2 separate regions of the Homo sapiens genome follow, and region 2 is linked to region 1. A link is a loop called in an ENCODE intact Hi-C map of the cell type or tissue named here. Cell type or tissue: PC-3. All regions are shown on one strand. Each heading gives the region's core, and the rest is flanking DNA. Links, peaks and the distances in the headings are about the cores only. Region 1 overlaps GTF3C4 (general transcription factor IIIC subunit 4). Region 2 overlaps DDX31 (DEAD-box helicase 31).

Evidence for each region. Peaks named below come from ENCODE experiments on the same cell type or tissue, not always from the same donor. Only the 100,000 strongest peaks of a DNase experiment are listed, where the experiment ranks them.
Region 2: it touches region 1 in a loop (2.3-fold over the local background); 2 of 110 quality-filtered maps call a loop at or near these places.

What each region holds. Positions count from the first base shown.
Region 1 is chr9:132,672,392-132,674,891 of GRCh38, reverse strand. All of the region lies in intron 1 of GTF3C4 (general transcription factor IIIC subunit 4), which reads right to left. Among named protein-coding and RNA genes, the nearest start is that of GTF3C4, 3.2 kb to the right of the region's middle. RefSeq lists an enhancer at 1,276-1,325. In PC-3, for the core only: CTCF peaks have their summits at 1,362 and 2,450; DNase peaks (open chromatin) are centred at 1,341 and 2,331; H3K4me3 peaks cover 1,861 bases; H3K27ac peaks cover 1,072 bases.
Region 2 is chr9:132,622,971-132,631,163 of GRCh38, reverse strand. It overlaps DDX31 (DEAD-box helicase 31), which reads left to right. Exons shown (of 20, transcript NM_022779.9): 16 at 761-900; 17 at 5,419-5,500. Among named protein-coding and RNA genes, the nearest start is that of DDX31, 43 kb to the left of the region's middle. In PC-3, for the core only: no CTCF peak of the experiment used is centred there; a DNase peak (open chromatin) is centred at 3,833; H3K27ac peaks cover 2,500 bases.

The DNA.
Region 1 (2,500 bases), core at 1-2,500:
GCCTGGCTAATTTTTAAAATTTTTTGTAGAGATGCGGTCTCTCTCTGTTGCCCAGGCTGGTCTTTAACTCCTGGGCTCAAGCGATCCTCCGGCCTTGGCCTTCCAAAGTGTTGGGATTACAGGTGTGAGCCACAGCACTCAGCCTTAAGTAAATGTTAATAAGATATTTAATGCTAATAAAAGTATGCAAAAATGCAAGGTAGACATAAAGTTGTGTACCAAATGAAAGGTAGATATAAAATTGTTCATCAAATCCTTTAATACTGTGAACTAAGCAATACTCCTTAGAATAGGTTAAATTTGCTACAAATAAAAGCTACTGTAGAAGTAAACTCACAGGATTGGTAACCCAAAGCAGCAGCACGGGATGAAATAAAGGAAGCTTAAGCAACCCTTGGTCCTACTCATTGTGGGAAGAATTCTTGACAGGATGGAGAGCAGTACAGATCTTGACTGGTAGGAAAAAGTCTTAGGGTTTTGTGTAGCAATTTCTGACATATGTTTCAACTAGACTACTGAACCTCCCTCCAACTCTCCCTATCACAAAACTGTTAACAAATCAAGTATTCAGATGCCCAAGGAGTATACTTAAAAAGTCCAGCTCCCAGAGGCCTGCCCGCAGCCAATCATTTAATTGTACACCATCCAGTTTCCAGTTGACCACTATTAGGTTGGTGCAAAAGTAATTGCGGTTTTCACCATCACTTTTAATGGCAAATACTTTTAATACTAACTGTTAGGCATTTTGTAAGCACCTGACAAAAATTCACTTGAAGCTTTTAGACAGTAAGCTTCTTGAGGACAGGTAATAGAGTCCAAAGACAGGCAACAGTTATTTAACTTAATGTAGCAGATGAAGTTAATACTTTCTAAGGCTCCTAACAATTGATGCACAATACAATTCGGTACACAAATATTATCAGAATTTGGAACTATACACAAATGTCTCACTAGATGAGTCACTAAATCAGTAGTCCAATGGGAAAAACAATTCTGACATTCTTAAATCACTATTTCATTGCTTTTCAGATTTATACTGTCCACCTTTATATCATACAATCTTATAAAACAGCTGATAATTAATGTCTGAACTATTACATAACTGCAGATTTTCCTGCAAATTCATAATCTAAATAACAGAATTATAGAGCAAAAGCTTCAAAGGTGTTTAGTACCTAGCTTTCTAACAGTGCTACACTAAAACTGTCATCTGCGCTGCAGACTGTCCACCATTTAGGTTAGCGCGAAGGCATGCTGCACGGCACCGAGCAGATTTAAATCCACAGACTGCCAATGGGTGGAGTCATCAAAGTGCTGACACAGACTTCTTTACATTCCTACCGTCACACCAGTTTTAACCCACAGAGGGCTCTTGTAGAACTGCAGGGTCAACTCAGCATTCATTCACTTCAATCAGTCTAAAAAGACTGCTAAATGACTGATGGTTTATGTGATGTGCATATTAAAAAAAAAACAACAGTACAGAAGGGGAAGATGTTACTAATTAATTTCATAGAAGCCATTTGTCAACTATAAGAGAGCTATATAAGGATTTCCTGTTACTAGTTAGCAGTTGTGGTAAATGTTAACTGAGGCAAAATGACAGTCAAAATTTTATCAGAATACTCATGTCCACAACCACGACATTAATCCAGACTCCTACTCCTTCATACCTGTATAACTGCATTATATTTTCTTTCTTTTTTTTTGAGACGGAGTCTGGCTCTGTCGCCCAGGCTGGAGTACAGTGGCGCAATCTTGGCTCATAGCAAGCTCCGCCTCCCGGATTCACGCCATTCTCCTGCCTCAGCCTCCCAGTAGCTAGGACTACAGGCGCCCGCCACCACGCCCGGCTAATTTTTTGTATTTTTAGTAGAAACGGGGTTTCACTGTGTTAGCCAGGATGGTCTCGATCTCCTGACCTCGTGATCCGCTCGCCTCGGCCTCCCAAAGTGCTGGGATTACAGGCGTGAGCCACCGCGCCCGGCCCAACTCATTATATTTTCACCTTGAGCATTTACAGCGTGCCAAGAACTGGGCCAAGTGATTATGTGTGTTTAATCTTCCAAAAAACCTAAACAACGCTTCATTATCCCCCTTTTATAGATAGGCCTATCTTGTGCCAAAGCCCAGTCTCTTCACTTTTATTTTACACTGATCACAACAATCATCTTCTTGCCTCTATCCAGTAATGTTCCTGAACCACAGCAGGTCACTCTATGCTAATGAAACTGTAACAGCATCTTAAAGACTTCCTAGATTGAAGCCAACTTCCTCATACCGACCTTCCAAGTCCACAAACTGGTCTCATCTTACTTTCTCGGACTCTCTAGAAGACCTACTTGAGCTCATGTACTGATCCGTCATTATACAAACAATAATTAATTATGTTCATGACTTAAACGTGTATGCACATGGGATGAATGCCTCATTCCTGCCGCCTGGAATGCCCTTTCCTTCCTTCCTCTTACAAACCAAACACTACCTTCTTTAGGACTGC
Region 2 (8,193 bases), core at 2,833-5,332, 47 kb after region 1:
GAGTGGATGGTCAATTAGCTTTAATGATGACAAAGTTATTGCCAAAGAAAACATACAATGCTTTGCATTATCCATTGTAATGAGTGATAGAGTCTGCTCTTTTCTCTGAGTTGGCAGTGCTCTCCGTGCAAGCAGAAGCATGTCCCTACCTGCAGGGAACCTGCCCCTCACCTGCCCGCATTCTGTAGAATGGCCGTCATTCTGAAGGACTGAGTGGGGCTGCTGCAGGCTGGTGGGGACCAGCTCCTGGGGCCTGCTCCTGGTGGCCTGGCATCAGAGGTAGACCCTGCCCACAGAGCAGGGAGCCCCTTCATCCTTACACCCTCCAGTGTCCTCTGGACACCTCACCCTGTGGCCTTGTCTACCAAGGAAGTAGGCCAAGGTCATGTGGTCATCCTGGAGAAATTTACCCCCACCTGCCTACATTTTCACCTCATCCAGTCACCACAGTGAAAAGATGCAAATAAGAAAATGAAGAGACCTGTGGAGAAGTAAAATTAAAAAGGAGATACTGGGATGAGAAGACGTCTCGTTTATCGGAAACTTGGCCACTGTTCACATTTGCTTGTCGGAGCCTTGTTATTTCCAATGAAGCCAGGAGTTTCAGGGTTGGGTGACTTCTCCTTGTGATTGTGTTAGGGTAACCATAGCACCAGGATTTAATTCTTGGGATACCTGGAGGCAGGTGAGGAGTATTGCACTTCCAATTAATGGCAGTCCCTTGATCTATGAATGCCTTCATTTTTGTTACCCTTTTTAGTACAACGCTCCATCTTCACCTGCAGAATACATCCACCGGATTGGAAGAACCGCCCGGATTGGCTGCCATGGGAGCAGCCTGCTCATTTTGGCTCCTTCGGAGGCAGAATATGTCAACTCGTTGGCTTCTCACAAAATCAAGTGAGTCAGAAACCTGAATGGGGTTTCGGCTGGTCTCACCTAATTAACTTTCTGTCGCTTTTTACAGTGAATGGGCCTTGTAAGCTGACGAAGAGCCATTAACCCTTGTGATCCCTAAATGAGTCCCAGAATAGCCAGTGGCAAAAACTAAAACCTTTAATATCCTCAGCACATGACAGTTTTCATTGCGTTGCCAGACTAAGTCATAGGACGATGTGTTGTACTTGGTTTTCTTTTAGAGAGCTGCGTTTCGTTTCTCCTGCTGCAAGATAAGTGTGCACCATCTTCGCAGCTTCTGAAAGGACTCTTATTCACAACTTTTATTTCTTGCAATTAATGGTTTGTATCTTCAAAGTTGATTTGTCTTTTAAAGAAATAATGCTTTTTACTCATCACACAATTTCCCTCCCCCAGGAAGATGAACCCAGGGGAAATGATTTTGAGGCAGTTGAAATCCACACTACACTCACAGCCAGGACATTCAGCTGCCATCTTGTGTGTCACAGTTCAGCACCTCATACCTCTGCGTAAAGCCCTGGATTCTAGACTTGGTGTGCCATGAGCACACAGCCCAGCTCGCTGTAAATGGGATAGTCTTATTTCTTTTTCCTTGCCCAGCCCTGTGTTTTATGTAAAACATCAAATAAAACTGCAACACTTTTCTCCCCTAAAGTACAGTGCTAGAAAAAAGCACTACGTTCTTCATTGGAATGAAAACATCCTAGCAGGCAGCCTGGGGGCCTGTTGTGGGGTGCAGCCCACTCAGTTGCAGGAGCCGTGTGTGGCTGTCCCCACCACACCTGCCCCGTCTCCCATCCGCAGAACTCTGCCTCTCATGCTAGTAAGACTTTTCAAAACTCTTTCAAGGTTGTTAGTGTGAACACTTACGGACTGAGGCTCATTCAGAAAACATGCTGTGTGTCCTTCAGTGTTGGGGGAGGCAGGAAACTACTCCTGGTTGTAATGTCAGGGGGCCAAAATAATAGTTTGGGTTTTCCTTTCTTCAGTGTGTTCTTTATCTTAACACAATCTGTCAGTTGAAAGAGTGGTTTTTATTTGTTAAGGAAGATGTGCATATTGTATCTTATTAGTGAAAGAAGTCTCATATAGATCAGTCAGTCACTTTTCACCCAGCGCTGCTTCTCCGGCTGAGTTCTGAGCTCCCTCAGCTGGAGGCTGGCTGGCCTCTCTTTGCTGCCCTTTCAGCATCGAGGCTGACACCCACCAGGGCGGGTGTACCAGGAACCCTGGGGAAGGTAAAATGCAAGCCCGCTGGCGCAGCCAGTTTCCTTTTCCTCCCTGACCCTGTTCTCACAGGCTGGGAGCCCGTCATAATGCTGCTGGTGGCTGCTTTTCTCTGTCATAGGAATTTGTGTACATGCAGAAAGCATCTTCAGAATTTTGTGTTGTAACCCCACAATAGAAAATGTAGTCACCACACCATAACAGCCTGTCAGTCGCTTCACACTTCTTTTCCTCTTCCTTCCATTCTAGAGCTACAAATTCCATTTTCCCATTCCTTCCTGGCCGCAGCTCTCTGGATGTTCCCCCATGCTCGTTCACTTTAACATGACCTCTTCCTAAGAAAAATGAGTGACAGCAGTTGCAGAGCCCAATGATAATTGTCTAATGCCAGAGTTAACAGCAGAGGTGCCTCTCTCTGCTCTCTTCATTTTTCTCTAATAACACATTCAAGTAGATTGCTATGAAGGGCTCAGATATAAAGCTAAAATTGAGAAGGGAAAACAGTGATTAGCAAAGGCACGAAGTATTAGGGAGTCAGGTATATTTTAAAGACATAACAAATACCATCATCTGCTGTGATGATCTTGTCTGGAAAAAATAGTGTGCCCGCATTTACGTGACTCCCTTTTTAATCCCGCATTAGAAAGGAGACAACTCAGTGATAACGCCACCTCTTCTGAAAGGAGGAAGTAGGTCTTTTGGGGAGGAACTCTGCAGGGTGGTGGAAGAGCATTTGCGTGAGGAGGGAGGGTCCTTGCATGAGCCCCACTTCACTGGCGTCGGCTCTGAAAACTCACTTGTGAGGGGCCTGGGCCTGGACTGCTGCTGCCTCGTGGGTGCACTGTAATCAACTTAAACAGACATCAGAATCTGGGTTATTACGTTGCAGTCATGCATTGTTCTTCCCAATTTCTGTTTGAGGAAAGGCCCTACATTGGCTGTATCTATACATGAACTGTTTCTTTGACTTAATGCAAAACAGCAACAACGACAACAACAAAACCCCTATTAACTAGTTGCAAAGTGCGCAGTGGGAAGAAGCAGACTGGAAAGTTTCTAGAATCCAAAAGGTCGACTCCTAAATATTTTTTGAGGAGGAAGCATGTGCATGTTTCGTGCCTGAGAACATGAGAGCCAGGCAGAGGGGCGTTGGGAGGGCTGAGGCACCACAGGGCAGATTGGAGAAGGCAGGCCGAGGCTCTCGGCAGCAAGGGCCAGCACGACAAATGGCTGCCCGCCTTCCTAGATCGAGCACTGCGGTGCTCGCCCTAGCAGTTGAATGGAGCAGACAGGGCAAGAGACAGGTTCCTGGGCCATTGCCACCTCTGTCTAGATGCTCAGAACTTTGCTTCTGCATTCTTTTGACTTCTTTGTATTTGTCAACTTCTTAACTTTTTTCTGCCTCCCCTTTAAATGTGTTTCTAATGAAAATCATCATTGGTTTATTAAAATGTAAATGCTTCATCAAAATGTGTATTTCTTAGATCAGGCATAAGACAGTTCCCTGAATTTATTTATTTATCCATCTCGTTTCATACTAAGGTGAGGTGATTCAGATCTGTTGATGGACCCATAAATAATCATAGTAGATTTGCTTTGTTCCTCAGAAGCAGCAGTTTCTTAGGAAGAGGAAGAAGGCCCTTTTAAACTGTAAATCACTCCCGTTCCCTCTCAGCTCCTGTTTGCTTAGGGTGTGTGGTTCCCCGACGTCGCCATGTGGACACAGCATATGAGCCACACTCTGGCTGGAATATCAGCACACGCATTTGAGAACACTGCCTTACTGTTCTGTGGCATATTTAGCTTTTTCTGTTCCTGACTGCAAACGGCATTACTCTTTTCTTTCTGCTTCAAGATTTGACTCCAAATTCTTGCATTTCTTTTATTTTTGTGTTTTTCCTCTTTTTTTCTCAAGAAAAAAGTGATGAATAGAAGCAAATCAGACCAAGAAAAAGATGGGACTGGGCTCTGTTTTCACCTTCCCTCGGGGTGCCAGGCACAAATGAGAGGCGAGTTCAATACCCATGCATTGCTCTCTCCTATGAAAAATAGATTTCCCATGAAGTCAGGGCACTCTCCCTCTGACTCCTGCCCTTTCAGAGCATGCTCTGCCTCCTCTGGTTGACTCTTTGCTGCTGTAAAAAGGCTTCACTCATCCATAGGGCTGTGAGTTGGCAGCAGAGAGAGGATGCTGAGGGGTGAGGGCTGGGGGTGTGCAGGGAGATGACACATTTCAGGTAAATCGCTGTCAGAGACGTGGCATTTTCATTCATAGCCTTGTCAGAGTAACCTTTGGGTGAAAGGGGGAGAATTGTCTTCTCCCACCTAAGAGGTTGCCATTCATGTTTTAATTTGCTGTTACATTTTCAAAAAAAAAAAAGAGCATACAACAAAATCATTTGTCTTCTTATGATCTGTTTCCCCCTCAGAACTCCTTCTTCTCTTTCTGTTTCTCTTTCTCCCTGGGAAGTATCCTTTCAGCAGCTCACGTTTCTTCCTTCATCTCTGACACGCAAGTCTCTCTTTGCTCCCTACATTCAAATGCTGTGGCCTTGCAGTTGATTGGATGAAGCGGAGGCTTTCCAGACTCCACTGCTAGGCAGGTCTGACTGTTGTGTTCTGGCTCCTTGTGGCTTCTGTTCCTGAGTGAAGCCCAAGCTCTTGTCTCAGTGCTTGGCACACAGCTCCGGCTTCGTTAGAGATCCTTTGGTCTTCACCCATCAGTAATTAAGAGATGGGGGAGTGAAGCTCCTCCAGGGTAGAAGAAGAAAGGCCAGTGCTGCTGGGACAGGGCTTTGTGCCCTCGTTACCCTCACAGGGGTGTTTACCCCACAGTGGAGGATGTTTGGCCACCCTTTTCTTCCTTTTTTTTTTTTTTTTCCTCTTCAGTATAAACTAAAGAGACCAAAATGCTTCTATTTCATCATCATCTGCTCAAATCAAGGGAGTGGATCAGTGAGTGGGCACACTTATTTGGTATTCAAGATTTATTAAGAAATAATGACATAATCTCTATTAAGGAAATTCTAAATGTAGCCTATTTTAAATTCATCAGAGAGGAAAGAAATTGTCAGGAATATCATCCTGTCCCTTTAATATCATAGAGGTCCCCTTCTCAATTCCTAAGGGTTTAGGAAAATATTTCCTTTCCTAGGAAGGTGTCACTTCTACTTCATGTCTAATTAGCTCAAGAATAGGCCAGTTTTGTGCATCAAGGTCTTGGGTGTTTTTGAAAGAGCAAAAAGTTACCTTGCTGTGCCCTTCCTTTTACAGCGTTTCTGAGATTAAGATGGAAGATATTTTGTGTGTTCTGACAAGAGATGATTGTTTTAAAGGGAAACGATGGGGAGCCCAGGTGAGTTTTGTTATTTATTGTGCTCGCTGCCAACAGATGTGACTCACTTGATTTGGGGTAGTAGAGACTTTGTGTATGGGTTACTTCCTCTGTCAAGCAATACATTTATTTTAAGAACCATGAACATTAGATGAGGCCAAATCTTGATTGTTTTTTTTTTTTCCTCGTCTTTGCTTCTGGATGCGTTTGCCACTCTCATCTAGCGAGTGGGCTACGGTCCATTCTGGAAGCCTGCCAGACAGCAGCAGGCTCCCCAGAAAGGAGGTCCAGGCCAGAATGAGTCTGGAGGCAGTGCCACACGCTCAGCCCCGGTGGTCCCTGTCCAGATTCTCAGCAAGGACGGCTGCCTAGACCTGCCTATCCCAGACAGCATGGAAGAAATAAGTATCTCTGTGTCTCCTTTCAGACACAGTTAGTTCATCCATTTTTTAATGTGTGTGTGCTATCCACAGAGGAAGAGTAAAGTTGAGATCATTAAGAAGAAAAATTTTTATTATCCATGCAGTTCCATATGGAGATTCTGAGCAGGTGCAGGCAGCCCTGGACACCCTTTCCTGCTCCTTCTCTTAAGGCTGCACCCGACTAGACCATTATTCCCTCACCCCACCCCACCCCCTTACTCAGTATTCCCGTGTGTGGGTGCAGTGTTGCTGTATGTAATTTTGTCTATGAGATATTAATCACTTGAATATTTTACATTTGTTTTTGTATGCCTGAGGATGAACTGGAAAATCAGGGCCAGATAGATCAAGCTTAAGAGTTTCTTTCATGCTTTAGCATGTGCCTGTATTTGGATCATTATTCTCCCTGAGCAGGGAGGGACCCCGTTTCACTGAGCCTGACTTAAATTCTCTTGTTTTAGAGAGCATCTAAGGAAATGTATGTAATACCAGGAGAGGAGATAGCCATAGCCTCTATTAGCAAAGTGTGTGTTCCCAACCTAGGACTGTGCTACACTCTTTATGTGCACGGTCCCATTTAATCTTATAGCAATCCGAGAAGTTGGTGATGGCCCCAATTTATAGATGAGGAAACTGAGACTTAGAGAGGTAAAGGAACTTTCACAGGGGCACACTAATATGCTTTAGTCATTCTGGGATTTGAAGTCTTAACTTCAAAGCACATATATTTAACTGTATACCAATATGCCTTTATTAGTATTAACTAAACCAAGATAATTGAGTCTTTTTCTAAATAAGGAAATGTTAGTCATATTTAGAGGTGAAATTTGATCAACCACAGCAAAGATCCCTGTGAACAATAAAAGCTGTTAAAGACTCCATTGGTCATCAGGTTACTTTAAGCAAGTCAGTACTTCATATAAGACTCGTAAGCCTCTGGACCACCCTTTATTAAGTTTGTTATTAGGGGTGTTGACCTGTGACCAGACAGATCTTCATTGGTCTTGGCACACTTCCGTTCTTTTGGAACTATCATAAATTCTAGTTAAGGGGCTTTTTTGGTTTCTTCTTTTTTTTTTTTTTTTTTTTTTTTTTTGAGACGGAGTCTCGCTCTGTCGCCCATGCTGGAGTGCAATGGCGCGATCTTGGCTCACTGCAACCCCTGCCTCCCAGGTTCGAGTGATTCTTCTGCCTCAGCCTCTTGAGCAGCTGGGACTACAGGCACATGCCACCACGCCCAGCTAATTTTTTCGTATTTTTAGTAGAGACAGGGTTTCACCATGTTGGTCAGGCTGGTCTCGAACTCCTGACCCCATGATTCACCCGCCTTGGTCTCCCAAAGTGCTGGGATTACAGGTGTGAGCCACCGTAGCCGGCCTTTTGGTTTCTTTTTTAATGTTCCCCCAGATACTTCATTATGGCTCCAGGGCAGCTCTGTGGGATCAGCAGGGAGCAGATGTGGATCTGTTGGAGGAGGCAGTGTAGCAGAGTGGCTAAGAGCATGGCCTTAGGGTCATGTTCCTCATCTGTCACCAGTGTGTGACCTTGGGCAGGGACTGGACCTCTCTAAGCCTTAGTTTCTTTTCGGAGAGGCAGTGTAGCAGAGTGGCTAAGAGCACGCCTCAGGGTCACGTTCCTCATCTGTCACCAGCCTGTGATCGGACCTTTCTTTTTTCTTTTTTCTTTTTTTTTTCTTTTTTTTTTTTTTTTTGAGATGGAGTCTCGCTCTATCGCCAGGCTGGAGTACAGTGGCACGATCTTGGCTCACTACAACCTCTGCCTCCCAGGTTCAAGCAGTTCTGCCTCAGCCTCCCAAGTAGCTGGGAATACAGGCGCATGCCACCATGCCCACCTAATTTTCGTATTTTTAGTAGAGACGGGGTTTCACTATGTTGGCCAGGATGGTCTCAATCTCTTGACTTTGTGATCCGCCCGCCTCAGCCTCCCAAAGTGCTGGGATTACAGGCATGAGCCACTGCACCCGGCCTGGACTGGACCTTTCTAAGCCTCAGTTTCTTCGCACGTAAAGTTGAGATAAAATAGTGTTCTTTTAAGGACGTCAGAGGATTGTGTGGGAAATAGTCCTGGAGTCCCAAGTATAAAACATAGGACCAAAGGGCTTTTTTTTTTTTTGAGATGGAGTCTTGCTGTGTCTCCCAGGCTGGAATGCACTGGCGTGACCTCAGCTTATTGCAACCTCTGCCTCCTGGGTTCCACCGATTCTCCTGCCTCAGCCTCCCAAGTAGCTCGATTACAGACACACACCACCATGCCCGGCTAACTTTTGTATTT